2 separate regions of the Homo sapiens genome follow, and region 2 is linked to region 1. A link is an interaction called in ENCODE POLR2A ChIA-PET data of the cell type or tissue named here. Cell type or tissue: PC-3. All regions are shown on one strand. Links, peaks and the distances in the headings refer to the core of each region. The heading gives the core; the rest is flanking DNA. Region 1 has its middle 28 kb from the start of PRKCA. Region 2 overlaps PRKCA (protein kinase C alpha).

Region 1 (15,166 bases), core at 3,837-11,836:
TAAGGGCTGAGCTCTTGCACTTGGCATTTCATCAGCTGAGGACCATGAGCAATACACTGTGGGGACCACATCTATGCCTTACAATGACCCTAATTGGAACGATCAACAGAGCCAGGCTGATGTAAGAAAAATAAATCATATGGTGACTTGTTTAGTGGAGGGAATAAAAAAATGTACCAGGCTGGGCATGGTGGCTCACGCCTATAATCTCAGCACTTTGGGAGGCAGAGGTAGGTGGATTGCTTCATCTCAGGAATTTGAGACCAGCCTGAGCAACACAGCGAAACCCCATTTCTACAGAAAATACAAAAATCAGCCAGGCATGCTGGCATGTGCCTGTAGTCCCAGGTACTTAGGAGGCTGAGGTGGGAGGATGGCTTGGGCCTAGGAGGTGGGGGTTGTAGTTGGTTAAGATCGTGCCAATGCACTCCAGTCTGGGCAACAGAACCAGACCCCATCTCAAAAAAAGGAAAAAAAAAAAAGGAAATAAAAAATGTACTGCTAAGCCTGTGAACTATAATAAAATAAGGGGAATAACTCAAGGAAAGGATGACAACCCAGATTTGTGTCGGGGTGCCTTGTGGAAGCCCTAACAAAATATACTAACATTGACCCCCAATGCTGATGCTGGACAGATTTTACTAGGGACACACTTTATTAACCAGTCAGCACCTGACATCAGAATAAAATTACAGAAATTGGCTTGAGGACCCCAAATGCCTATTAATCAAATGCTTGATGTGGCTTTTGGGGTATTTAGTAATAGGGACGGGGCTGGAGAGGCTGAAAGGACCCAGCGTGGCAAACAACAGAACAGACAGCATGCTCCAATGACAGCAGTTGCTGTAAGCAGCGCCCTGTAACCTCAGGGTCACCCGGGGGGATGCTTCGCCCATGGACCAAACAGGCCTAACAGCAAACCTGCAGGCAATGGTTGCTGCTTCAAGTGTGGGAAGCCAGGACATTGGAGTGAAGACTGTCCCAGTCAGGGGACCCCACCTAGACCCTGTCCTGCAAGCAGGAGGGCCATTGGAAAAGGGATTACCTTCAGCTCCAAAGGGAAAGGAGAATGCCCGATGCCATCATGGCTGTAACTAGACCAAGGTTCCTGGTGGCTCCCACAAAAGGCATGGTCATCACAACTGAGGAGCCTCAGTGATTCTTCACGTGGCTGGTAAGAATATTAATTTTTGGCCAGGCGTGGTGGCTCACGCCTGTAATCCCAGCACTTTGGGAGGCCGAGCCGGGTGGATCACGAGGTCAGGAGTTCGAGACCAGCCTGGCCAAAATGGCAAAACCCCATCTCTACTAAAAATACCAAAAATTAGCCGGGCGTGGTGGCGGGCTCCTGTAATCCCAGCTACTCGGGAGGCTGAGGCAGGAGAACCCGAGAGGTGGAGGTTGCAATGGGCCGAGATCGAGCCACTGCACTCCAGCCTGGGTGACAGAGTGAGACTCTGCCTAAAAAAAAAGAAAATTAAATTTTTTCTTTACAGGCGTGAGCCACCGCGCCCAGCCAAGAATATTAATTTCTTTTTCTTTTCTTTTTGAGACAAGTTCTCACTCTGTCACCCAAGCTGGAGAGCAGTGGCGTGATCAGGGCTCACTGCAGCCTTGACCTTCTGGGCTCAAGTAATCCTCCCACCTCAGCCTTCCGAGTAACTGGGACTATGGGCAGCCCTGATCATGCCTAGCTAGTTTTTTGTATTTTTTTTTTTTTTTTTTTTTTTGTAGAGACAGAGTTTCACCATGCTGCCCAGGCTGGTCTTGAACTCCTGGGCTCAAGCAATTCATCCGCCTCAGCTTCCCAAAGTGCTGGGATTACAGGTGTGAGCCACTGTGCCCGGCAAATATTAATTTCTTAATTGACTCAGTGGCCACTCTGTCCTGAACTGCCACTCTGGGCCCTTATTCTCCAAAAGCTGCACTGTCATGGGTGTCAATGGCACCCCCAAATCAAAACACTTTACCCCTAAGCTACAGGCTAGAAAACTATATGGTAACTCTGGTTTCTAGTTATGCTGGAATGTCCTACTCTTTTATTGAGACAGGACTTCCTAGCCAGCTTTGCAGCCACTTTACATTTATCAGGCCCTCCTTCTTGGCAATGCTTGTATTTTCTAAACCAGCCTCAGAAAAACAGGAGATCCTCCATAAAATAAAGTCTCAAGTAGACCCATAAGTATGGGACCAAGAAACCCCTTGCAAAGCAATACATGCTCAGCCTGTGATCATCTCTTTTTTTTTTTTTTTTTTTTTTTTTTTGAGATCGGAGTCTCGCTCTGTCGCCCAGGCTGGAGTGCAGTGGTGCGATCTCGGCTCACTGCAAGCTCCGCCTCCCGGGTTCAAGCCATTCTCCTGCCTCAGACTCCCAAGTAGCTGGGACTACAGGCGCCCGCCACCACGCCCGGCTAATTTTTTTTGTATTTTTAGTAGAGACGGGTTTCACCATGTTAGCCAGGATCGTCTCGATCTCCTGATCTTGTGATGTGCCCGCCTCAGCCTCCCAAAGTGCTGGGATTACAGACTTGAGCCACTGCGCCCAGCCGTGATCATCGCTTTAAAGACAAAAACAATTTCCCATGCAAGAGCCAATATGCCCTCAAACCGGAAGCCAGGTGAGGACGCCAACCTTTAATTGAGAAGTTTTTAAAACAGGGCCTCCTGGTTCCATGTCAGTCAGTCTCTTTGTAATACTCCTTCCGTCCCTGTCCAAAAACCAAATGCAGAATAATCATCTAGTTCAAGACTTAGGAGCTATTAATGAGGTTGTAATTACCTTACATTCTATAGTGTCAAATCCTTTTTAATTACTTATTTATTTTTTTGAGACGGAGTCTTGCTCTGGAGTGCAGTGGCGCAATCTCAGCTCACTGCAACCTCTGCCTCCCAGGTTCAAGCAATTCTCCTGCCTCAGCCTCTGGAGTAGCTGGGACTACAGGCACGCACCACCATGCTTGGATAATTTTTGTATTTTTAGTAGAGACGAGGTTTCATCATGTTGGCCAGGCTGATCTCGAACTCCTGACCTCAAGCGATCCACATGCCTCGGCCTCCCAAAGTGCTGGGTTTAGAGGCGTGAGCCACTGCGCCCAGCCCTATAGTGTCAAATCCTTATGCCATATTTACCCAAATACCAGAGACACCAATTGATTCACGATATTAGATTTCAATAATGCTTTATTTTGTATCCTTTTACACTCTGACTCTCAATTTTTGTTTGCTTTTGGGTGGACTAATCCTGAAACTAATTTTACCCAGCAGTACACCTGGATAGTACTGCCTCAGGGCTTTAAGGATAGCCCTCACTTGTTCAGAAATGCTTTGCCACAAGAATTAAGAGAGTGGCCGTGTGCATGGGCTCACACCTGTAATCCCAGCATTTTAGGAGGCTGAGGCAGGTGGATCACGAGGTGAGGAGATTGAGACCATCCTGGCTAACATAGTGAAACTCCTTCTCTACTAAAATACAAAAAATTAGCCAGATGTGGTGGCACACGCCTGTAGTCCCAGCTACTCCGGAGGCTGAGGCAGGGGAATCGCTTGAACCAGAGAGGTGGAGATTGTAGTGGGCCAAGATAGAGGCATTGCATTCCAGCCTGGCAGCAGAGCGATTTTCTGTCTCAAAAAAAAAAGAGATAGATTCATTCTTTGATGTTATACATTATTATTATTATCTGTTTTAATATTAGTCACTGTTGTACAGAAACCAGCCAGTTATTGATCAGGCGACTACATGATGGGAATAGAATATTTGGGAATAAGATAATTAAAATAACTATGGGCAGTCCTATTATTGTAGGGGTAATGAAAGAGGCAAATGGATTTTCATTCATTTTAATTCTCAAGGGGTTTTGTTCTTCTATGATTAGAACTTTTCTTAGCATTAGGTTTGCACCGCAGTTCTGATAAATTTCCATCTTTTTCCAGGAATCTTCATGAATATTCCACCCCTTAATTCAATAAACCCATAAATGTAGGGACTCCAAACCCCATTGCACTTGCACTTCCCTTTCTTAAGTGTGTAATTCTGCCTTTGCAATAAATCTCTGTACTTTCACTGAAAGAAAAAAAAAAAAGGTCTCACTCTGTCACCCAGGCTGGAGCGCAGTGGTGCTATCACTGCTTACTGCATTTCAACCTCCAGGGCTCAAGCCATCTTCTCACCTCAGCCTCCCAAGTAGCTGAGACTACAGGCACAGGCCACCATGCCCGGCTAATCTTTTTATTTATTTATTAATTTTTTAGAGACGGGGTCTTGCTATGTTGCTCAGGCTGATCTTGAACTCCTGGCCTCAAGCAATCCTACCACCTCAGCCTTCCAAAGTGCTGGGATTACAGGCATAAGCCACCACACCTGGCCATGATAAAACTCCTTTTTGTCATGGAGAAAATCCTCAGTGCTCCACGCTCAGCTGCTGCATGTTCCAGAGCTTCACTTCTCCCTCCCGCAGTTCAGCCTTTGGCCATTTCATTCCTCATTAGCACCTTCCCTGGGAAGAAGAACAGAGAGAAGCTGGAACTCAGGTCAGTCAATTTTGCTATTAGTAACTGTTGCCAAGATTGAGTTGGGGAGAGGAAAAGAAGCAGTCAAAATAAAGGTTAGGAATTATGTGTATATTTTTATAATACAGCTGTCTATTTCTCTGTCTCTCATTTCTCTCTTTTTTTTTCTTTTTTTTTTTTGAGATGGAGTCTTTCTCTGTTGCCCAGGCTGGAGTGCAGTGGCACTGTGTCAGCTCACTGCAAGCTCCACCTCCCGGGTTCACACTATTCTCCTGCCTCAACCTCCTGAGTAGCTGGGACTACAAGCGCCCGCCACCACACCTGGCTAATTTTTTGTATTTTTAGTAGAGACGGGGTTTCACCATGTTAGCCAGGATGGTCTCGATCTCCTGGCCTTGTGATCCGCCCGTCTCGGCCTCCCAAAATTCTGGGATTACAGGCATGAGCCACTGCGCCCAGCCCTCATTTCTCTTTACTGAAACATCTCTGTAGAAAAGTCTGGGTCCCATGTCTCCACTTCCTCACCCCCACTCATTGCTTAACCCCACTCCCAATCCAGTGTTCTGCTAGGTTTGTCTTTTCCAAGGCCATGAGTAATCTCTTGGTTGCCAAATCATAGGGCCTTTTCTTATCTGTGTGATATTGGAATGGCTAACCTTAACACTCACTGTTCAGATTGCCAGCTATGCCCTTATCTTCTGAGAATACTTGTTGTCTACCCAACTCCATTTTCCCCTTCTGCTTTGCAATGCTTTTCTAGGGATATGTGCCCATCTAAGATACTACACTCCTAAACTCCTTTGCAGCTGTGACCAGTGAGATATGAGCAGGATTATGCACAGAGAGAGGCAGCCTAGAAAGCCATCAGCCACTTCTTCTGGCGGCTTGGACAGGATCCTGACTGTAGCCTCCTTTTTCCAGCCAGCCAGGGCTTTGGAGGCCTGAGATCATTACATCCTAATGAAATTTCCTTTTCCCGAATACAGCTGTGGTCTAAGCAGCCTCCTGTAGAATAAGTGTTCTGGGAGGCTGCAGCTATACCTTTGGGGGTCCCTGAGAAAGGGAACGGGAAATTCATTTGGGAGAAGAGGGTTTCTGTGTGAAGCATTGAGAATGATCCTTGGTTGTTCTTTCTGGTGCAAAGAGTGACATATCGAGAGACAACAGAGCTGTAGGGGATAGGGACAGGAGCCCCACCTAAGCACCAGCACGAGCCAGGCTGGAAGGGGGACCTCTTAGCTTGAGCAGCTGGAAATGCCCAGGTTCCTGCTTGTGCTTAGAGAATTGGAGGAGATTGGAGTGAGAAGTGCTCTGCAGAAGCCTCTGGAAGTCAATCTGACACCTCAGCGGAGGATGAGAAGCAGGCCCCATCAGGAGGACGGGTGGGACTGGGGTGGGGTGGGGCTGCATGGGAATGATTGTGCGGCGAGTAGACGAGCCAAGTAGGAAAAGATCAGCAAGTTGTATAAAGGCCACTGGGGAATACTCCTAGTTAGAGTGGGGGACCTTGGGCACAGTGAGTCACTGTGGCATCACACAATCCTTGCTGGTTTTGTTTTCTCAGTGACACATCTTCCTGATACACTGTGGTCACTCTACTGGCTAGTCTGCAAGTGGTGCCAGCTCACTGAGTCATCTACTGGAAAGACTGTCTTAGGCACGTAATACCTTGCAAAGATAATCTGCACTGCTGTGGGGTGGTCCATAGGGCTCAGATGAATTCCTGAGACTTTGGGTAAATCCTATTCTCTTCTGAGCCTCAGTTTTCTTAGCTATGAAATGAGAGTGGGATTCCACTTATGTGAACAAAGGCTATTGGCTTTGTTGTAAGGACTAACGAGGTGATATATTTATTTCTTATTTTTATTATTTTTATTTTATTTACTATTATTATTATTATTTTTTGGAGATGGAGTCTTGCTCCGCCGCCCAGACTGGAGTGCAGTGGCACAATCTCAGCTCACTGCAACCTCCACTTCCTGGGTTGACACAATTCTCCTGCCTCAGCCTCCCAAGTAGCTGGGATTACGGGCACATGCCAACATGCCTGGCTAATTTTTTTTTTTTTTTTTTGTATTTTAGTAGAGACAGGGTTTCACCACGTTGCCCGGGCTGGTCTCGAACTCCTGAGCTCAGGCAATCCGCCCACCTCAGCCTCCCAAAGTTCTAGGATTACAGGTGTGAGCCACCATGCCTGGCCTGTTTTTATTTATTTTATTTTTGAGACAGAGTCTCACTCTGTCACCCAGGCTGGAGTGCAGTGGTACGATCTTGGCTCACTGCAACTTCTGCCTCCCAGGCTCGAGCAAGCCTCCCACCTCAGCCTCCCCAGTAGCTGGGATTACAGGCATGCACCACCATGTCAGGCTAATTTTTGTATTTTTGGTAGAGATGGGGTCTCACTATGCTGGAGTTGGAGAACTCCTAGGCTTAAGCAATCCTGCCTTGGCCTCCCAAAGTGTTGGGATTACAGGCGTGAGCCACCATGCCAGGTGAGGTCTAGAATTTGAGGCCAGCCTGGGCAACATAGTGAGACCCTGCCTCTACAAAACACTTTAAAAATAATTAGCTGGGCATGGTTGCCTATGCCTGTAATACTAACTACTCAGGAGGCTGAGGTAGGAGGATTGTCAGAGCCCAGGAAGTCCAGGCTGCAGCCGGATGATGGAGCAAGACTCTGTCTCTAAAAAATTTTTGTAAATAGGCCAGGCGCAGTTGCTCACGCCTGTAATCCCAGCACTTTGGGAGGCCGAGACGGGCAGATCACGAGGTCAGGAGATCAAGACCATCCTGGCTAATGCAGTGAAACCCCGTCTCTACTAAAAATACAAAAAATTAGCCAGGCGCGGTGACGGGCACCTGTAGTCCCAGCTGCTTGGGAGGCTGAGGCAGGAGAATGGCGTGAACCCGGGAGGCAGAGCTTGCAATGAGCCGAGATCGCGTCACTGCACTCCAGCCTGGGTGACAGAGCAAGACTCCGTCTCAAAAAAAAAAAAAAAAATTGTAAATAATAATGATTTAAAAAAACATTCAGGCTCTTTCTGATACTTATGCATGGTCTAATGAATTCCCTTTCTTCTTGTTTGTGCAATGGCTGTCTCTAACACAAGGTTTAGACTTTTGAATACTTTTTTTTTTTTTGCACAGATACCGTTTCTTTTTCTTGTTTAGACACAGGATCTTGCTCTGTCACTGTCACCTAGGCTGGAGTGTGTAGCTATCACAGCTCACTGCATCCTCCAACTTCTGGGCACAAGGGATCCTGCCACCTCAGCCTCTTGAGTAGCTGGGACTACAGTTATGTACCACCCAGGCCCAGCTACACTTTTTAAAGAGATGGGGGTCTTGGTACATTGTCCAGCTGGTCTAGAACTCCTGGACTCAAGCAGTCCTTCTGCCTTGGCCTCTCAAGGTGCTGGGGTTGCAGGCATGAGCCACTGTGCCCAGCTTTTTGTTGTTGTTGTTTTGTTTTCGTTTTGTTTTGAGAGACAGGCTCTATCTCTGTCTCCCAGGCTAGAGTGCAGTGGCATAATCATAGCTCACTATAGCCTTGAATTACTGGGCTCAAGCAACCCTCCTGTCTTAACCTCCAGTGTAGCTAGGAATTTAGGTGTGTGGCACAACACCTGGCTGATTTTTAATTTTTTTATATAAATGGAGTCTCACTATGTTGGCCAGGCTGGTCTCAAACTCCTGGCCTCAAGCAATCCCCCTGCCTTGGCCTCCCAAGGTGCTGGGATTACAACCTTGATCCACCATGCCTGACCAGCACAGATAATTATTAATGATTGTTTCATACTCCAGATGTCAGCTTGCTTTGCAAAAATGTAGCAGTATCTATTATGTTCTTTGTAAAGATACGAGTAATAAAAGCTCACACTGCAAAATTTTCACAAATGTAATTTCATTTATTCTTCACCAAAGCCTTATTTTGTGGATCAGAACATTGAGGTTCACTGCCATCATGACTGATTTTCTAATTGTTATGATATCCTTCTGGAAAGGTGGGGTTTTTTTTTGCTGTTATCGTACATCTCAAGGGCCTTTAATGGGATGAGTGACTCACTGTAAAGTTTGTAAGTTGGGTGACTTTATCACTGACATCCCTCAGGAACAGCCACAAGAAGTAAATGGGGGTGGATTTTTAGTGTTTGCCACTGACACATTCTTAGTTTTAGCCAAAAAAAAAAAAAAAAGAAAAAGAAAAAAAGAAAAAGCTAAAGCAACTCATTACACAAGAATGCCGCCCCGTCTTGGACTCTCCTCTTCAACAAGGATGATTCCTGCCCTGTAAAATTACATTGTAAGAAACGTGTCAAAGATGAAAAAATTTGGAAGCATGTTCAATCAATAAGATTGCTGGAAAGCAAATGGAAATTACATTCTATCCAGGGAAAAGGAGAGCCAGCCACCTGCCAGAAATGGAAAGTTCACAGGACTGAAAAATAGCATCTGGCTTCCTTTGCAGTAGAATGTGGAGCCAAAAAGATACTTTCACTTAAAGGCAGTTAGGAAATTACCAGTTTGCTGTGAAGAGCACTGACCAGAGGGTGGGGAGAGGTGACAGAGGACAGCCACTGGAATCGGAGGAACCTGGCTGCTGATCTGGGCTCCTTCACTTCTGGGATAACCCCAGGCAAATTATCAACCTCTCCGGGCTGTTGTGGGAATTAAACAGAATAATGCATACAGGGCCCCTGTTAGCATCATATGCATCTAACATGCTAGTCCTCTTCCTCCACCCGTTGGGATCACCTTGTGACTTTCACCTTTTTTTGGTTGCTGTTGTTATTTGGTTTTTCTTAGTTTACATCAGACACCTTGTGCAGTGGGCGCCATCTCCCTTTATGGAAGGTGAAGAGGCCTCATGCTTCTTGCCTCTGACACGTGAAGAACAGGAACACGAACAGGCCTGAACTCTTATGCACTTTCATATCTTTTTGTTTTTTTTTTTTTTTTTTTTTTTTTTGAGGCAGGTTCTCACTCCGTCATCCAGGCTGGAGTACAGTGGCACAAACTCGGCTCACTGCAACCTCCGCCTCCTGGGTGCAAGCAATTCTCCTGCCTCAGCCTCCTGAGTAGCTGGGATTATAGGTGCCTACCACCATGCCTGGTTAATTTTTTTGTATTTTTATTAGAGACGGGGTTTCACCATGTTGGCCAGGCTGGTCTCGAACTCCTGACTTCAAGTGATCTGCCTCCCTTGGCCTCCCAAAGTGCTGGGTTTACAGGCATGAGCCACCGTGCCTGGCCGAACTTTCATATCTTCATTTGGATTGCCTGAAAGCAGAACAACAGGCAAGGGCATGGGTGTCGGGAGTTTATTTTGGGAGTCATCCTAGGGAGCAAGGCTGTAGGAGTGAGGAAAGTGAGATGTAAAAGGAGGTGGCAACAATGAAGGCTGTCTTGCTGAGCTTCTCAGTGTGGACACTGGAGCTCCATCCATCCTGTTGGGGACCATCTGATGAACAATATAGAATGAATCTCACAGTTACTCTTAACGGAAGCCTAGAGCAATTTCACTCCTGGTCATGTACCCAAGAGAAATGAAAACATATGTCCACACAAAAACTTGTATATGAATATTTATAGTAATGCTAGTCATAATAGCTAAAGGTGGAAACAACCCAAATATGTCCATCAACTGATGAAGGGATAAATAAAATGTGGTATATCCATACAGTGGAATATTATTCAGCCATAAAAGGGAATGAAGGTTTTTTTGTTTTGTTTTGTTTTTTTGAGACAGAGTCTCGCTCTGTCATGTAGGAGTGCAGTGTGTGATCTTGGCTCACTGCAATATTCACCTCTGGGTTCCAGGGTTCAAGTGTTTCTCCTGCTTCAGCTTCCTAAGTAGCTGGGATTACAGGAACGCACCACCATGCCTGGTTAATTTTTGTATTTTTGGTAGAGACGGGGCTTCATCCTCTTGGCCAGGCTGGTCTCAAACTCCTGACCTCAAGTGATCTGCCCACTTCAGCCTCCCAAAGTGCTGGGATTACAGGCATGAGCCACATGAAGTTCTGATACATGCTAGAACATGGGTGAATCTTGACAAGATTATGCTAAGCAAAAGAAGCCAGACACACAAGACCATGTACTCTATGGTTCCATTTGTTTGAAATGTTAACAACAGGGAAATTTATAGAGAAATGAAGTAGATTAGTGGCTGCCTAGGGATGAGAGGATTAGGGGAGTAGGAGGGTGATAGCTTAAAGGGTTTGTTTTGGGCATGATAAAAATGTTCTAAAATTAATTGACTGTGGTGATGGTTGTACATTTCTGTGAATATACTAAAAAAATGGAAGTTTACATTTTAAATAAGTGAATTATATGATATAATGAAGCAGGATTTTTGTTTTGTTTTTGTTTTTGTTTTAAAGGAGGGGGACTGGGGCACTGAGTGAGGATAGACTCTGGAGTGTGTTAACTCTCCCATCACTTCTGGGCTGCAGACTGAAAACTGAGTGAATTCCTTGGGGTTCAGCCAGAGAAGCAGTGGGTGCTTTAGGTGGAAGACTCAGCATGCCTGCACCTAGCTGTGGCCACAATGAGAGGCAGCCTGAGAAAGTGTGGTCAAGGGCACCATGAATGTTGGCTGTACTCCTCCCTGAACATTGCATCTTAAGAGAGGGTCATAAAGATGTAGGAATGAGAGGAAGATTATTGCAATATGATCCAGCAATCCCATTTCTGGTTATATACACCCCAAAAGTTGAAAGCAGGGACTTGAAGAGATATTTGCACACCCATGTTTATAGCAGCATTATTCCCGATAGCCAAAAGATGAAAGCAACCCAAGTTATAGATTGATGAATGGATAGACAAAATATGGTATAGACACACAATTGAACATTATTCTGCCTTAAAGAGGAAAGAAATTCTGACCTACGACATGGATAAACCTTAAAGACATTAGGCTAAGTGAAATAAGCCAGTGATGAAAGGACAAATGTTGTGTGGTTCCACTTATGTGAAGTACTTACATAAGTACTTACACCAGTACTTAGTACTTATACTAAGTACTTACACCAGTACTTAATGCTTATACTAAGTACTTATACCAGTACTTAATACTTATACTAAGTACTTACACCAGTACTTAGTACTCATACTAAGTACTTACATCACATCAGTACTTAGTACTTATACTAAGTACTTGCATCAGTACTTAGAATAGTCAAATTCATAGAGACAGAAAGTAGAATGGTGGTTACCAGCAGCCGGGAGAAGGGGCAAATGAGGAGTTAGGAGTTAGAATTTAATGGATACAGAGTTTCAGCTTAGGAAAATGAAAAAAATCCAGAGATAGAGGTTGATGATATTTGCATAACAATGTGAATGTACTTAATGCTACTAAACTGTAACTTTAAAATGCTTAAAACATTTTTTTTTTTTTTTTTTTTAAATTTATTTTTTTATTGATAATTCTTGGGTGTTTCTCACAGAGGAGGATTTGGCAGGGTCATGGGACAATAGTGGAGGGAAGGTCAGCAGATAAACAAGTGAACAAAGGTCTCTGGTTTTCCTAGGCAGAGGACCCTGCGGCCTTCCGCAGTGTTTGTGTCCCTGATTACTTGAGATTAGGGAGTGGTGATGACTCTTAAGGAGCATGCTGCCTTCAAGCATCTGTTTAACAAAGCACATCTTGCACCGCCCTTAATCCATTTAACCCTGAGTGGACACAGCACATGTTTCAGAGAGCACCGGGTTGGGGGTAAGGTCACAGATCAACAGGATCCCAAGGCAGAGGAATTTTTCTTAGTGCAGAACAAAATGAAAAGTCTCCCATGTCTACTTCCTTCTACACAGACACGGCAACCATCCGATTTCTCAATCTTTTCCCCACCTTTCCCGCCTTTCTATTCCACAAAGCCGCCATTGTCATCCTGACCCGTTCTCAATGAGCTGTTGGGCACACCTCCCAGACGGGGTGGTGGCCGGGCAGAGGGGCTCCTCACTTCTCAGTAGGGGCGGCCGGGCAGAGGCGCCCCTCACCTCCCGGACGGGGCGGCTGGCCGGGCGGGGGGCTGACCCCCCCATCTCCCTCCCGGACGGGGCGGCTGGCCGGGCAGAGGGGCCCCTCACTTCCCAGTAGGGGCGGCCGGGCAGAGGCGCCCCTCACCTCCCGGACGGGGCGGCTGGCCTGGCGGGGGGCCGACCCCCCCCCACCTCCCTCCCGGACGGGGTGGCTGCCGGGCGGAGACGCTCCTCACTTCCCAGATGGGGTGGCTGCCGGGCGGAGAGGCTCCTCACTTCTCAGACGGGGCAGCTGCCGGGCGGAGGGGCTCCTCACTTCTCAGACGGGGTGGTTGCCAGGCAGAGGGTCTCCTCACTTCTCAGACGGGGCGGCCGGGCAGAGACGCTCCTCACCTCCCAGACGGGGTCTCGGCCGGGCAGAGGCGCTCCTCACATCCCAGATGGGGCGGCGGGGCAGAGGCGCTCCCCACTTAAAACATTTTTTAAGCCAATGGCTTACTGCACAAATAAAAAAACGCTATTAAAAAAGAAGGGGGAGAGTCATGCTGTCTGTGCAGCCCCTTGCTGGGCTTCCTGCTCCCACACCTCCCTTGGCTCTGCCTTTTCCAAGCCTGATTCTCCAGCCTTCTCGAAGAATACATGAGCTCCCTGATTTCCTTCCAGTGCATTCCTTTTCTGCTCACGTTTGCCAATTACTCGCTGTTTCTTGCAACCCAGAACCCTGACTCATCCACATCTAGAATAGAATTGGCAAAGCAGAAGTTTCAGGTTGTTTTACACTATAGCCATTTATTAACACAAACCCTAGGGCCAGACTTAATATTATAGATGGGACTGTTTTTAGACAAGATTCAGCTTTTCTTAACAGCTAAAAGGAATTAGGTCCAACTGATGATTCAGGAAAAGTATGTGCTGTGAAGTGGCTTCTTAGTGGGGTGGGAGTGGCGTTGGGTCCGCTTGCTCTCTTTCTGCCGTCTTCATAAACACATTCTCTCTGACTGCAAGGCTACCATAGCCATCATTGGTTGGCAGCTCTGTCTTTTACCCAAATATGCTGATGGTAATAAAAAGGAAAGGAGCCATCTCAGCCTCCGACCCTCCCACCTAAACCAACCCTGGGGCTTCACAGCAGGATCAGGGAGATTTATTAAAAGGAGAAAAAAAAAAAGAGTTGCCAACCTAAGTTATACTCGCCATTCTCCACTCGCTCCCATCCCTGAGAAGGAGAGGCCAGTATGGTATGTGTGAAGACTCATTGCAGGGGCAGGTGGGGCAGTTCTGTGGAAATAACCAAATGGGAGCAGTTAGAAGGAGTGTGGGAGGCAGAAACTGACCAGAGGGGAATTGACTGCCCCTCAAGCATGTATGAGCACACCCTGTGCATGAGGTCCTTTCAGTCAATGAAGAGAACCTCTATGGGGCTATCATTGTCACCCCCAGAGCAGCAAAGCCTGACATACAGAGACCATGTCTTGGCAGGGACCAGAGCTTATCCGTAGCATCCTGGAACCCAAGGATCAACTTGAGAGATGCTGGGATCATGGACGAAGGCCTTAGCTCAGCCCCTGCCCCACTTTTCTCCCATCCAAGTACTAACCAGGCCCGACCCTGCCTAGCTTCCAAGATCAGACAGACGGAGAATGTTCAGGGTGACATGGCCATAGACAGCTGGGCCACTTTTCTAAGGCCACAGGAGCCCAGGGACTTTCTGACCAAGTGGAGGAGGAGTGAGTGACAGACTCAGGAATCTATGAGGATTGAACTTTCTGCTAGTCATTGGGTAGGAGCCCAGAGCAATTGAAATTTGATTTTGAGATAGAAAGTAATAGAACCTTTGGTGCACCAGAATTTATACTCAGCACATAACTCTTCCACTTTTCAACTTCCAGCTTTCACTGCAGTCTGTAATCATACCTCAAGTCAGATGCCTAATTCTCTTCATTGCAGAAGCAACCTCTGTAAGCAAACGCTGTACAGTGGAGCTATGTTACATGTTTTTTGTTTTTGTTTTTGTTTTGAGATAGAGTCTTGCTCTGTCGCCCAGGCTGGAGTGCAGTGGCACTATCCTGGCTCACTGCAACCTCTGCCTCCTGGGCTCAAGTGATTCTTCTGCCTCAGCCTCCCGAGTAGCTGGGACTACAGGCATGTGCCACCACTCCTGGCTAATTTTTGTATTTTTTAGTAGAGACAAGCTTTCGTCATGTTGGCCAGGCTGGTCTCGAACTCCTAACAAGTGATCACCCACCTCGGCCTCCCAAAGTGCCGGGATTACAGCGTGAGCCACCGTGCCCGGCCCTGTTTTGTTTGTTTGTTTGTTTGTTTGTTTGTTTGTTTGTTTTTGTTTGTGTGTGTGTGTGTGCATATGTGTCTGTGTGTGTTGCTTTTGTCTTTTTTCAACTATTACTTTAGGTTCAGGGGGTACATGTGCAGGTCTTTTACATGGGTAGATTGTGTGTTGCTGGTATTTGGTGTATAAATTATTTCATCACCCAGATAGTGAGCAGAGCACCCGATAGGTAGTTTTTTGACCCCATTACATGTTTTCGATTAAAAGAAGTTTAATCTGAACTTGACCCAGGTCTAAAGCTATGCTGCAGTCTCCTTGTCATCTCTTTCTGGTTACTTTCCGTCTTTGATTTTTGTGATTATTAATTTTACGTATCAACATGACTGGCCAAGT
Region 2 (15,166 bases), core at 4,615-12,614, 160 kb before region 1:
TGCCTCAGCCTCTTGAGTAGCTGGGATTACAGGTGCCTGCTACCACGCCCGGCTAATTTTTTGTATTTTTAGTAGAGACAGGGTTCACCATGTTGCCAGGCTGATCTCAAACTCCTAAGCTCAGGCAATCCACCCGCCTCAGCCTCCCAAAATGCTGGGATTACAGGCATGAGCCACCATACCCGGCCCTGACTAATTTACTTTTCATTGAGATGGGGTCTTACGGTGTTGCCAGGGCTGGTCTCAAACTCCTGGGCTCAAGCAATCCTCCCATCTCAGCCTCCCAAAGTGCTGGGGTTCCCGGCCTGAGTCATCATGCCCAACCAATCTTTTAAGTGCTGGGATCTTGAAGAGTGTCCCTCACTGGCTCTCACTAGCCCACCCTCGGTCTGTGGGTTGTCCAGGCCTCAAAAAAGCCCCCTTGACCACCAGTCCCAGACTAGGTAACACCCCGGTTGTATGCACTTCCAGCATCCTATAGTTCTCCTGCCTGTCACTCACTGCCGCTGTGGCTCTGTCACTATTTGAGGATTTCCTGAATACCCATCTCTCTGCTACACTCTAAGCTCTGAAGGGGCAGGGGCCTCTTCTTGTCAGCAAAGTCTATCTTAGGACTCTAGAAATAGAAAGCAGGAGATGGAGACATGTGCTGACTTCCCGAATAACCCAATTCATTCAAAGTAATTATGTTTATAAAATACAGAGAGAAGAAACAAATGAACATTGGCTATACGTTAGGCACCACACTCTTCAGGTACAAAGGATCAGGAGTCCTTTCCGTCCTGTAGCTTTAGGGAACTGGTGGGGGGCTCTTAAAACCATGGGGTCTGGACTCATTTTGGGCTATTTTTATTCGCCTTGTCAGTCACTTGAGTTTAATCAATTCAATGTGGTCATAATCACTGAGAAGTCAATGACTTGGATCTAGGATTTTAGGACTTGGTGTTTCTGGCATTTCATAGGAAATAAATAAATCAAAGCCTACAGTAAGCAACCTTCTTAATACATCTTGGAAGGGGGGAAAACCCCAAGACCCTTATTTAGGATGAATATATTAATACAATACAAAGCACCCAACTTCTTTCTGGGAATGACTTAGGAAATCCATCAGCAGAAGGAGACAGTTGCACTTATTATGGGATTTCTAGGGCATGGGGGCGCAAAGACCAAAAAGAGTCTTGTTTTACTTTTCAAAACATGGAAATGCTGATTCCCTTTCTCTGCTTATGCTATCCAGGTCCTTAAGGTAAAATGCACAAAAGGTTTTCTTGGCAAATGATGAAAAATAGTGCTTCTTGCCAAAACGAACATCAGCAAAAGACCATGCGCCATGACCTATAGTATCCTTTGACAAAATGCAGATAAGCAGAGACCCCAGGCACCCTATTTTGCAACTGTGGTCCTCTACAAACCTCCAACGTGAAGGATCTCAAACTGTAAAGCACAGAGGACAACGAGGAGCCCTGTAAGAGCTGCAGAGCTATTTGAGAGACACGTATTTTGGAAAAGGACAGTAATAGGCCAGCCTATGCCATTTGTGGAAATGGTAGAGCAACATAATTTTTTTCACCTGTATAATGTGGGTAAAAGGCCGGGCACGATGGCTCATGCCTGTAATCCCAGCACTTCGGGAGGGCAAGGCAGGCAGATCACAAGGTCAGGAGTTCGAGACCAGCCTGGCCAATATGCTGAAACCCTGTCTCTACTAAAAAATACAAAAATTAGCCAGGTATGGTGGTGCACACCTGTAGTCCCAGCTACTCGGGAGGCTGAGGCAGAAGAGTCACTTGAACCTGGGAGGCGGAGGTTGCAGTGAGCTGAGATTGTGCCACTGCACTCCAGCCTGGACAACAAAGCAAGACTCTGTCTCAATAAAAAAAAGAAAGAAAAGAAAAGTGGGTAACAGTAGTATTTAATGTAGTACAGGCTGTTGGGAGGGTTGAATGAAATTAAACAAGACACAGAATATAAAGCGCTCAGTACAGTGCCTTATGCACTGAGGTCTTCAAGAAATGTCAGTTACTGCTGACAATAATGATGACAGGCCATTATTCCTACCACTGTTGAGAGGGGATGTTTCATTCCCTGTTCTCCCCTCAATCACTGATATGGTTTGGCTGTGTCCCCACCCAAATTTCATCTTGAATTGTAGTTCCCATAATCCCCACATGTCGTAGGAGGGACTAGGCAGAGATAATTGAATCATGGGGGGCAGTATCCCCCATCCTGTTCTCGTGAGAGTTAGTTTCTCACAAGAGCTGATGGTTTTATAAGGGGCTTCCCCCTTCACTGAGCACTCGTTCATTCTCCTTCCTGCTGCGCTGTAAAGAAGGACATGTTTGCTTCCCCTTCCACCATGATTGTGAGTTTCCTGAGGCCTCCCCAGCCATGCAGAACCATGAATCAATTAAACCTCTTTCCTTTATAAAGTACCTGGTCTCAGGTAGTATCTTTGCAGCAATATGAGAACAGACTAATACAATCATCTTCTCTTTTTACTCTGTTTTAAATGAAATAACCGGTTCTTAAAAATAATGTTCCACGAATGCTCAAAGCCAACTCAACAGAGTTTTCAAACAACTTGTTTCCTAAAGCTCTCCATTATTCGAGCTTTTTATGGCCAGGAAAAAGCCCAGTTGGGTGTTCACAGGTTTGGGCTCCCAATCTCACACCACTCAACTCATTTCACAAGGGCACGTGTCCAGACATCATCAACTGGAAATATGAGAGCTACCCATGGCAAGAGACACTGAAATGCCGGAATTCGCCCTTTACCTACTGAGCTGCTTTGCTGATAGAGGAACTGAAAGAATACAGTTCCTCAGGACTGTCACTGCCAAGCAAGTGCGGGGTCCCAAGGTCACCAGATCCTTTAATCCTGCAGGTCTTTCTCAACCGCAGTCACACAAGATGAAGGGCAGGGAGAAGGGGGACCCGTTCAGAACAGAGACCCCTCAGCTCTTCTGCTGCCTGAGCCCTGTTCTTTCAGGACATTGTTCCCCATCCTCTTTGAGGGTTTGGGAGTTTCTCTTTTCCACACACACCCACCCCCCAAACCCCACCAGACTGTATAAAGGGCACAGTAGCACCTAGTCCAGAATCCTTGAGTATACTTGCAAAATCACTTATTTACTCCTGGTATCCAAATATGAAGAGAACCTGTTAAAAGGTATTTATAGACATAAGTGAGTTCTTAGAAAGGATGTGCAGAAAACTAAGCAGAAACAGAGACGGAGATGAGTTCACCTATGAGGGTTTGAACTGTCTAAGGAAATATCCAACTCATTTTTGCTAATCTCCAGTTTGAAGCCGCCCCCGCCCCACCCACCCCCCGCTCAAAAAAAAAAAGGAAACTTGAAACAACTACCCAGTTGCTTCTGGGACCCACAGCATCCTGACTCAGGTTTCTCTAGGGTTTCCTGTTCCTAAATTGTGTCTGCTCGGGGGACTGCCAAGCAAGCAGGCAGGTCCTCTGGCTCTGGGGCTCTGCTCCCACCAAAAGACACCCTATCTGTCAGTGAGAAAAAGCAAATTCTTTGTAAACTGTTTCCAAAAGTTATGTTTCCTGGGAGACAAGACCTCTTTAAAATAAAAGCTTTTTAAAACTCCCTGAGTTACTTCTTTCCCAATGCTTAGAAGCAGTATGAATAAGAAACTTATCATTTGAAAAACAAAACAAAATGCTGGAAGTTTCTTAAGGTTTGAGAAGCATCGACATTTATACCAGTCACAGGCAGATATTTATTATGATGGAGAAAACCTGTTCTCAGCCTGTGCCTTCCCCTGGATCCAGATTTCTCCACCACTGCACACATCTGCCCACCATTGTTTGCCAAAAAAGGTCCTCTCCACCTGCTCAGCAGGGCCTTTCTCCTCTGTGTTCCCCATGCTGCCAACTCCCTACCTGGTCTCCCACATGCATTCCTGCCTGCATTTGTATTTCTAATTTCTTGCCCTCTATTAGTTCTCTTTGTATAGCTTTTAAATTCTTAACTCCTGGCTTCGTTTGCTCTGCTGCCTCTTCTAAGCACCACTCCATCTTTTTCCTATAATCTCCCATCACGGTTCCCATATCCCATAAACTCTGGCTTCTCAATCATCCCACAGCTGAACGGCTCTAGCATGTTTAATAATATTCAAGCCTAATCAGTGGTACATTATGTTAGCCTCAATTTTCACTTAATTCTCATTGTATCTGACTTATACGACATCTTTAAAAAAAATTCTCCTTCCTCGGTTCCCATGACAACACAGTCTCTCGATTTGCCTCCTAATTCTCTGGTTATTCCATTGTCTGTGTCTTTCTTGAATTTCTCACTGTGCTCCCACCAATCCACAGAGGTATTTCCCAAGGCACAGCGTTGAGCTCCATTTCCACTCATCCTCCCTTTATCAAGCTCTGAGTTCACTCCATTAGCAAGATCCTTTCTTCTCAGACTTTCATCGTCCACCTCTCTGCGACTGATTCCCAAATCTAGACTTATCCTCACTCCCATAACTGGTTCCACACCTATGTCTGACTTTCAATACAATGAATATTCACCGTAATAAAAGCACTGGCATTCAGTGGGTACTTACCACACGCCAGGCACTGTTCTAACCATTTCACGTGTGTTCTCTCACTTAATCCTCGCCACCACCTTCTGAGGTAGGTGCTATTTTCACCCTCATAAATGGGGAAAACAGACAGAGGTTCATTTGGTCAAGGTTGCAAAAGCTAATGACTGGTAGAACCGGGGTTTGACCCAGATGATTGCAGAGTCCAGAATCCAAACTTCAGGGACATACTGCCTCTCCTCTCTTGAAGAGTGCTAAGACTTCCCCCTGCTAAGTCATTCATCTCCAGCTTTCACAAGATTTTCATTCAACATCAATGCCATCCAACCTCTTGATTCTCAAGCACTGAAGACTTGGAATTATTTTTCTTCACTCTTTTTCTTTACCATCCAATTATTGAACAAATCCTGGTAACTTTTCTCCATAATGCCTGAAAATGGGACCCCCCTTTTCCCCTGCCAGCCATCACCAGTTTCCACCCATTTGCACCATGGATCCACTCAGAAGCTGCAGTGGTTTCCTCTTGCCCATGATGACAAAGCTACTTTCCTTATCCTGTAACTTGGCCTCTCCAATCCTAACCTCACTACTAGGTTCAACAGAGCATGGGTCCTTCACGATGGTCATGTCAAACACGCAATCTCCTTTATTCTTAGCGCTATGCCTGCATCCACTTAACTCATGGCATCCTCTCTATCTGGAAACCTCTCTTCACATTTTTTGGCTTTAAGACACAGCTTAAGACCACCCCCCTCCCCCAAAAAGTCCTCCATGCTTGCTCATCAGAACCGCCCCATAGACTTCGCACTTCATGCGCATTGTTTTAAACACATCTTTTCACATTTCTTTTTGTCAGTGCTTTATATCTTCCCAATTTTATATAACACTTTTTCTCCCCACCAAATTTGCACACACCCACCTCTCCCTCCTCCCTCCCAGAGGCCTAGTCCAGGGCTAAGTAAACAGGCTACCTGCTTTTATGGAACATAGATACCTTATAGATACCTTTTGTAGGCGGCATCTGTGATTCCGTGAGTGCGTCTCGCGATTGCCAATAAGAACACAGCACACAAGCACCATCACACCCACACGACAAAACGCCGGCTGCACGGGACTGCAGCCTTATTGTCACAACATTTTGAGCTTTCTGACAACATAAGCTGCACTTACAAAGAAGTCAGAGCAAGGAAAGAAAAGTCTCAAACTGTGCTAGTTAGTTGGTCTAGCAAGGTACTGTGATAGCAACTTAAGTGGGGGAGAATCAGGAAGGCATTGGACAGAGAGGGCCAGGACGCAGTCCCCAGGCTGAAACCCCTGGATGCAGCACTAGCCCCTCTTTGCCCTCAAGCTTAGCAAAAGCGTCTATTGCATTCTGATTTCAAGCACATTAGACCCCATGGTAAAAGCCTGGCATTTGAATTTATTTATTTCATTCATACATCAAAGGTTACTCCCAAGAATACAAACAGCAAAGTAGAAATAAAGGTGAAAATCAGCATTAGGGAAAATGTCGATCAAACCAAAGAGTCAAGTTTGAGAAACAAGACTAATGTAAATATTCAAGCTAGGATTTCATGAGTGGTGATAGTTCTGTGAACATTAATGGGATAGTTACTGTGTTCTAGGAAGGCTCTCAGCCCTTGATGTTATGATTGTACTTGTTCCTCATAATAACCCCACAAGGTAGGTAGTAAATACTGTAGCCCAGGAATTGTTATTAGGACTGCTGGGGTGCTATCATTCTAACCCAGGCAAGAGAAGTTAAGCAAGCTGTCTAGGCCATGCAGCTAACAAGCCGAGGAACCAAAGTTTGAACCTGGGCAATCTGACTCCAAGGCCACATTCGGGGAAAAAAGGCGTGTGCCTAGGAACAAAGAAGCAGCTACACATCTGGCTCTGTGCTTCCAGATCACCATAGCAAAGGGGGAAATCGTCAAAATGCCAGCACCAACTACAGAAATGGGGAGCTTTGCTAAAACAACTCCAGCAGCGGTGGCTGGAATGAATTAAGCATCCTCCTGTTTCTGACCTCTCCCTGTTCACCCAAGGACAGGATCTATAAGCTCAGATCAGTGCATCATCCATGTTTCCCAAATCATCATTGAAAGCCATTGTTTTCCTTTCATTCAGGTCCCTCTTAGCACTGTGAGGCTCATGATGTCTTCACAAGGTCTTCAAACACTGCACTTGATAAGCCACATTGTAAAGTCTAATGAAGACGGGCTGTCTTCCATTCACACTCCCATCCTACCCCTTGATGGCATTAAACTGCCAGCCCCCATTAAAGGATGCTGCCTTCTCTCCCAGTTAAGCTGCTCCAAACCTCAAGACTCAAGCAGAAATAGGACCCATTTGCCCAAGAGTTCCTGCTGGCACCTGACAAGCCCAGGGTGACAGCAAGAGGCCCAAGAAGAGTGTGGCAGGAGAGAAAGAGCTCAGGCTGAGGGAAGCTAGAAGTCAGGGTCCATCCTGGCTCTGCTGCTCCTGGCTCAGGAGATTCACCTCCGTGCGCCCTACCTGCTCCATCCACAAACTGAGGAAGCCTGACCAGGGCAAGGCCTACTAATGAGGAAGACTGAGGGTCCTCAGGGAAACTCAGTTAACAACCAGGTGCCCAGGCCTCACTGCTGGAGGTTTGAGTGAGATGTTTCAGAAACTCCTCAGGTGGACTGGGTGCAGTGGCTCACACCTATAATCCCAACACTTTGGGAGGCCAAGATGGGTGGATGATTTGAGCTCAGGAGTTCGAGACCAGCGTGGGCAACATGGTGAAACCCAGTCTCTACTAAAATATAAAAAATGGGCAGGGCGTGGTGACGGGTGCCTGTAGTCCCAGCTACTCGGGAGGCTGTGGCCTGAGAATTGCTTGAACCCGGGAGGCAGAGGTTGCAGTGAGCTGAGAGAACACCACTGCACTCCAGCCTGGGTGACAGAGCAAGACTCTGTCTCCATAAAAAACAAAAATGAAAAAAACTCCTCAGATCAACTTCTGAGCTGGAGGAACTCAAGCTCCATCCCTGCTCCTTTAGCTACTCCATCCATAAACAAGCAAACACGCATCCTCACTTGGTGTTTCAGAGAAAGGAGAGCAGAAGAGGAAGTGGGAGGGATCTGCAATAGCTCAGCAGGGAGAGAGGCTGCTCTTGACTATGTTTATAGGAAACTTCAGTGGAGGTAATTTCATTAGAAGATGCCTCCAGGGCCAGGACCAGGGCCAGGGCCGGGGCCAGAGCTGGGGCCGGGGCTGCAGGGAAGCTCTGGGCCCTGGGGTTTCCTCCAGGGCACACACTACTGGGAACACATACACTGAGGTATACACGGCCTTCCAAAAGCATCCCAGCTATTGGAACACTTAATCTCTAGAGTTCTTGCTTTTAAAAAAAGGCAGTGAGGGTATATCCAAACTAGGAGGCAGGGATTATTAATTCTAGCTGCCACCTTCTGGTTTTCTGAACTACCTCCTTCCCCCCGGCTAACTGCACACATCAGAGTCTAGTTTTGGACACTTAACCTTCAGTAGCTCACACCTCACAAAGAGCCTGGCTTCACAAGCTGCCCTCTCACTTACTGAAAGGTCTTAGGTTGGTACAAAAGTAATTGCAGTTTTTCCCATTAAAAAAATAGCAAAAACCACAATTACTTTTGCTCCAACCAAATACACAATAGGCTGACTGCAAAGGTGGGGGTTTTGGGGCTTTATCAGTACTGATGGGTCCTGTGCTGACTTAGAAACAAAATCTGACCTGCTCAGTGCACTGGTGGTATCACTTATTCAATCAACAAACAGCAACTACAGACCTACTACATGCAAAATACCAAAGAAACTCACAAGAATAAGGCCCAGTCCCTGGCATCAAGACTCTTAAGATCTCAAGAAGTGACAAGGCCTAGGTTCTCCAACTGGCCAAATACAGGAACTTAGAAAAGCCCCATGACCTCCCTAAGCCGTAGTTTTCTCACATATTTAATGCAAATGAAAATCAGACCCCCTGAAAATAAAATATTATCAGGGAGGAAGATTAATCACCACAGGGAAGATTCTCCCTGAGGGTCTCTCCTGAAGCTTTGTCTGAGAAAACATCAAAAAGCGTATGTGGAGGAAGAGTGTGCTTGGGGGAAGTAAAGGTGGGGGAATGATCTGTAGTCATGGTAACAAGAAACTACCAGTTTAAGAATCAATGACAGCTCAGAACCAGTACACGGGCTTCTGACATCCCCATGCTTTTGTCAACAGCTGATCAACAAGGCACTCATCCAAGGACCCTGCTAATGACCTCTCACTCCCACCTCTCAAAGCCTGACCAGCCTCGAACTTCACGCTTCCCAAGATCCTAAACAAGATCGGCTCCCAGCTTTGCTGAGGAAAGCTGCCACTGAAGAGAGCTCTGCTTCTTACTTGCATGAGTAATAAATTTACCTTGTTGTTGCAAATTTTTGGCAATGTTCTCTTTCTTGAATATGAGTCACTAAAACATTCTCCCCTTCCTTTCAGGGCATGTTTCAGCCTAAGGATAAAAAAAGGGAACGGTCTTGAAAGTGCTTTGGAAATGCTGATTTGAAATGAAAAAAGAATTAGGATGCGGGGGGAAATTATTACTGGTTTTCCATGGGACGGGTCCTCAGGTTTACCCAGTGCCAATTTGGCCTTGCTTCAGACATAATTCTGCTATACTTAATTATTGGCTTTCAGTGAAGATTAAAAGCTGCAAATGATGTGCGGAAGAGGGACAGAGCTGGCAACCAGGGTTGAACTACTAATGTGTCCAACTCAGGAATCAATTCCATTTAGTGCTAAATTCTTAGTTTCAGAAGGAATTTAAGAGTAATACAATGGAGGGGAAGGGCATGTGTGTCACTGATGAGCATGGACTTTGCTGGAGCGCAGAGGGGAAGCGACAGCTACCCAGAGTGAAGCTTTCTCAGCCAACCTCTGGAGAGCAGAGACTAAACTTCTGCAATATTTCTGATGCAACCAACTTTATTCTGACCAATTTGGATCATGAGCCACAGGAAGAAATGAAACTCAAATTATTTGTCCTGCAGACAAATGAAAACATGAGGCCACCTTTCCTGAAGAAACGTGCTTGTTCCATTAAGAAAAGTATGAAAAGATCAGAATGACCCAAGAAAAGAAAAAAGCAACAAGATGAATTCATTTCCATGACTATTGTCCGGCACAGCTGCACTGAACTCATTTGCATCGCTATTAAATAGCCCTAATAAATATGAATATTGCGCAACATAAAGCACGTAAAAGGTCCATGTTTGAAATATCTAAAAGTATCAAAAACAATAAACCCAGTAGCCCAAGGAACTTCAAATACATTGTTATTCTTCCCATCAGAAGGACAGTAAATTAGTGGACAATTATGAGAAGAAAGTAAGCATTCTGAAAGCTAGTCATTAGTGGTACACAAACAAGAATAAATTTTCCAGTGTGAACAATAAGGGCTGGCTGTGATTTTATTACAAACTGGAGGCCCAAACCATGCTTTCAGAAAGCAGTTTCACCCCATGAAGCAAATTAACACTCCACTTTTCCTTGGGGCCTGTGATTTCCTTGGAAAGCCCTCTGCCAGTCAGTAAGTGGGACTTTTCCTCTCTGCATGGAAGGTAAAGGATTGGTTGGAGGAACTGAAGTAATCAGCAGTAATCAAGCTACAGTGCTGGGAGCCCTGGCCTAAAACAGCCGTCTTCAACTCTGCATCCTATCACTTGGCCATTTCCTAGTGCCCCAGAAAGTCTCCTGAAGGCCACCTTGCTCCTCATCTATGTGGACAAAGGCAAAGGAGGAATGGTAGAGAAGGGCAAATGAACCTTGTCCTGCAAGTTCTCTGCACCATGAATGAAAATCAAGCACTAATGGAGGAAGATCTGTAAGGGTTTCAATCTGGAACCTCTTTGTGGCTCAGTGCACCACAGGGCTGGCCCCCTAAGGACCTGCATCAGACCCATGCCCCAGATTTAGGCTTCAACCCTGAGAGAGAGAGACCACCCCTTAAGAATAGGGGAGGAACACAGCAGATGCCTCAGATGGCTTACCACGAACCCAAGCACAGGTTTTGACTACAGGGAGACCTCTGTCATGCCTCTGGTCCCAGGGCCATGACTCCAGATACTGGCTCTTCCGGAGCCATGGCCCTGGGAAAGGAGGCATGGCAGAGGTGTCCCTGTAGTCAGCTGGGGGCTGAGGCTGCAAAAGCTGATGATGCCGGATGGGCACCACACTCTGCCCCCTGTATTCGGTGTTGCCCCCCAGAGCCTAGAGGCTCCAGGGACTTGAAATGGGGAAAGGCGGGAGACTGTTCTCTCTCCGCATGGATCCGCTCAAAGCCTGAAGAGGAACCTTGATGGAAAAGGAGGATGAGGGCCAGTTCCCAGCAGAGCAGGGAAGAGCTCATCAGGGGCTGTGCAGACAAAGAAAACGGAACTTTCATCCAGAACCACCCAACAGATAAGTACATCTATAATTTTCTCTATCATATAAAGAGTGTGTAGCTCAGGAGTCCTTGAAGGGTGCAGAGAAAAGCAGTATTCTATCACACAGACCACAGAGATGCTGGTCACAAGCCTAAGCAGATGCTTACATCCATGAACCCAAATCTGCTAAGAATAAAGGTTTCACTTCAGTAAAAGGTCTTAAAGCAATCAGAGAACTACATAAACCACCACTCCCAGCATTCCTATAGTAACTTCTTCCTATCCGTCACATTAATTCTCTTACCCAATGTATACTCTCATGAAGATGGACTCTACCTTTGCCTAAATTTTGCAGGGAGGTACAGGCAGGATTGGGGGCAGGGAGGATAGGGCAGTGAGGAGAGAAGGAACCAGATAGGCGGTAGCTTCCCTCTATGAAAAGAATCAGCAGTTGGACCTTAGGTGAGGAAGTTACCTCAGTTTCCTCATTTGGAAAAAAAAATGGACTAGATGCAACTATCACTAAATCTCTTCCCAGCCCTAATATTCCATGCAATGTACATGCAACCCCTCACTACTAACTGGTTATTAAATGATAATCACAAATCAAACCACAGTGAAGTAGAAAACTCTCACTTCCCAGAGCTGTAATGGTACAGACTGAGGTTCTGTTTCTAAAAATCAATTTCAAACGTTAAATATATCAAAACCCATCATGAAAAGAAAGTAAAACCCCATGTATGCATTCAGACACATGTATTACGTTCATGAAACCCAACGATATTAAAGCTAAGTTGTCAATCTTCATTTTGGAAGATGTTTCTACTATGCGGAGCTTGACTACTGAAGCAGCCTTAACACAAGTCTTATAAAATTAGGAGTAAAGCACATTTATTTAACACATATTTATGAAGCATCTACTAGATACCAAGCACTATGTCAGATTTTAGCTGAACAAAACCAGACACAGTCCACACTCTCAAGAAGTTTGGATCTGGCGGAAGAGCGTGAAAAACTACCACAAAAAGAAATCTCCTGCTGACAAAAAAGGTGTTCTTTATCACCCCCAAAGATCTTCCAACTACATTTAAAAATAAGACAATTTATCTCAAACTTTACCTAATACTTTCATGTACATTAATGGCTCTTAAACGTCTTCAGGTAGTATATGCTTAAGTACGAGTTTAAATTTACAGTGACTCCTTCAATGATCCTTTACTCTCTATTTCATCAAAATTAAGTATCTGCAGCAGGCAAGGAGTAGCAGCCTTCTCCTTCAAGATTTTCAGGCTGGGCGCGGTGGCTCACACCTATAATCCCGGCAATTTGGGAGGCCAGAGTGGGCGGATCACTTGAGGTCAGGAGTTCGAGACCAGCCTGAGCAACATAGTGAAAACCCATCTCTACCAAAAATATAAAAATTAGCTGGGCATGGTGATACATGACTGTAGTCCCAGCTTCTCGGGAGGCTGAAGCAGGAGAATTGCTTAAACCCAGGAGGTGAAGGTTGCAGTGAGCCAAGATTGTGCCACTGCACTCTAGCCTGGGTGACAGAGCGAGATTCTATCTCAAAAAAAAAAAAAAAGAAAGAAAAATTTTTCAGCTTAACTTTTCTGGACTATCTTTTTCAACTTTCTTGAAATGTCTTGTGCAGTTTCCCTTGAATTCTAATGTGATTTCAACTGGTTTTATTCCCCCTGAAGTGATCAAATAAATCATCTTTGGTTCATGCTGTCTTCCTTTGACATCTCACCTGTTCATTAGTATTTTGAAGACAGCTCGATATCGGTGCTGGAATCCCTGCTTCCTGCAAAGGCCTATGGATTCGACCTTCTCTAATCACACATCCCTGCCATCAAATCAATCTATCAGGTTTCTTTATCCCTGTTGACTCTGGCACAGCAGTGCCTACAACCTTCATGCAACATCAGCCACAGAGAGTGGAATCGAAGTGAATCACGTGAGTCGGGCAATTACTGTGTAAAAGCACCATTTACGATGAGAAAAAAATCATACAAGTAAGGGGCTATCAGTCAAACCATTATACATGAGGGTCTCATATATACCTTAAGTCTTTGCTCAGTACCAGCACAGCAGAGGTCAGGAGGAGGAATCACAGAGGCCACAAAAACAAGTTACATGGGATGCATTTTTGCCTAACTTTGTCCTCGTTTGGAGCAAGTCAGATTAAACATTAACTTTCATAATCTAGGACCATCAAGATGCATCCTAGGTTCTCAGGTGAAATATCTGAAACATTTCTTTTAATTTATGCCAATAAATTGATCTTCCCACTCATTCCCTTTTTAAGCACCTGCCATCTTGGCTTTTCACCACCACATTGAAATTGCAACAAATCTGCACTTGATGTTATAAATCCCCCCATACTTAGAAACTCTTTCTTAACTGCTTTCTGTGATATGAAAGTGAATCCCAAATGCACATCTTCAGTCCTGACAGCACAACAGCTCTAGAAAGCCCTTGCCTACAGGACAATCTCCAGTTAAGAGGTACAAAACAAGGCCAGCATCTTAAACAGGCTTTGGCTACAAATAAACAGAAAACCTAACTCAAAATGGCTTAGACCAGAAGTGAACAAACTTTTTCTCTAAAAGACCAGATAGCAAATATTTAAGGCTTTGTGAACCATACTGTCTCTCTTTCATAACTACTCAATTCCACCACTGCAATGCAAAAGCAGCCACAGACAATATGACATTGCTGCATGCCAATAAAACTTTATTTACAAAAAACAAGTGAGGCCAGGCATGGTGGTGCATGCCTATGATCCCAGCACTTTGGGAGGCCAAGGCGGGTGGATTGCCTGAGCTTAGGAGTTCAAAACCAGCCTGGGTAACATGGCAAAACCTCGTCTCTACGAGAAATACAAAAATTAGCCAGACATGGTGGCACACACCTGTAGTCCCAGCTACTTAGGAGGCTGAGGTGGGAGGATCACTTGAGCCCGGGAGGTGGAGGTTGCAGTGAGCCAAGACTGCACCACTATGCTCCTGGAAGACAGAGCAAGACCTCGTCTCTTAAAAATTAAAAAAAAAATTTTTTTTTAAGTGGCTGGTGTCTCATGGACCATAGTTTGCCAACCCCTGCCTTAAACAATAAAGGTTAATAATCTTACAAAAAGGTCTGAGGCAGGAAAACCCCAGGGTTAATTAATTTAGCCACTCAACCACCTACGAAGTTCCTGTTTCCTTCTGCCAGCTTTCCTCATGGTCACAGGATGGCTGCCACTGCTCCAGGAGATACATGCACGCATGGCAACATCCAGCAGCAGCTGAAACAACCTCTTCTTTGTGTCCCTTTTTAGGGTAAAGAAACCTTTCTCAGAAGTTACCTGCTCACTAACAGGAATCACATGCCCACCCTTGAAGGGTATTCCCACGACTGTCTCAAAGCAGTCAGGATTTACCCAAGTTACAAGGGCAAGGGTTGGACAGTTGAACAAAACGGGGGTTCTTGCAGCACAGGAAGAGGAATGGCTCTGGTGTAGATAGTACTGGTGCCAGCAGATGGTGCTACAATAATCTTCCTCCTCAAACCACCTCCCCTCTGCAACCACCCAAATCTTTTAACGTTTCACTTACTCCTTCCTGTCTTCCTGTCTGTTTACTCCGCCTCCCTGGACCATTGACACAACCTGAAATCTTGCTCCTGTATAATCACTTTGCACAACACAGGCTGCCTAACCTTTATGGTCAAACACCACTCCCAAGTTGTCACTCACTAGTGTTTCTCCTCAAAAACTTACAAAAGTTCCTATAGATGATGAAAACCAATTCCTCAGTCGGGCAGAAGGGCGTGACTTCTTGCCAACCTTTCCTTCCCCACCCTACACCAGCACTCCCCACTCCAGCTGGACTGTCTGATCATCGTTCCCCGAATATCCTGGTTCATGTTCACCTCTATCCTAGACTTTCACTCTTGCTTCCTTCCTAACCTGAAATGCCCTATGTTCCTGCAAATAATGACACTTTTCTCATTTTCTAATGCTGGTAGACACAGAAAAAGTAATCCAACGTAGACAAAGGAGGCCTGGGTGTGACTCCTAGCCAGCTCGGCCATTTGCTGCTACATCATCCCTTGCCCAGACAGGGACTCACTGTGCTCAACCACAAAGCATGGTCACGGAGGGTAATTCACAGGATCACTACCAGGACGAAATATGTGTGGT

The links. Peaks named below come from ENCODE experiments on the same cell type or tissue, not always from the same donor. Only the 100,000 strongest peaks of a DNase experiment are listed, where the experiment ranks them.
Region 2: POLR2A ChIA-PET joins it to region 1 with 10 read pairs; 5 of 35 experiments call an interaction of 5 or more read pairs at or near these places.

What each region holds. Positions count from the first base shown.
Region 1 is chr17:66,266,729-66,281,894 of GRCh38, reverse strand. It overlaps the pseudogene RNA5SP444. Among named protein-coding and RNA genes, the nearest start is that of PRKCA, 28 kb to the left of the region's middle. RefSeq lists a silencer at 5,070-5,364. In PC-3, for the core only: no CTCF peak of the experiment used is centred there; DNase peaks (open chromatin) are centred at 6,134 and 8,624; H3K4me3 peaks cover 1,504 bases; H3K27ac peaks cover 5,456 bases.
Region 2 is chr17:66,425,903-66,441,068 of GRCh38, reverse strand. The region is part of intron 2 of PRKCA (protein kinase C alpha); the gene reads right to left. Among named protein-coding and RNA genes, the nearest start is that of PRKCA-AS1, 17 kb to the right of the region's middle. RefSeq lists silencers at 3,272-3,472, 7,138-7,335. In PC-3, for the core only: no CTCF peak of the experiment used is centred there; a DNase peak (open chromatin) is centred at 8,998; H3K4me3 peaks cover 841 bases; H3K27ac peaks cover 1,305 bases.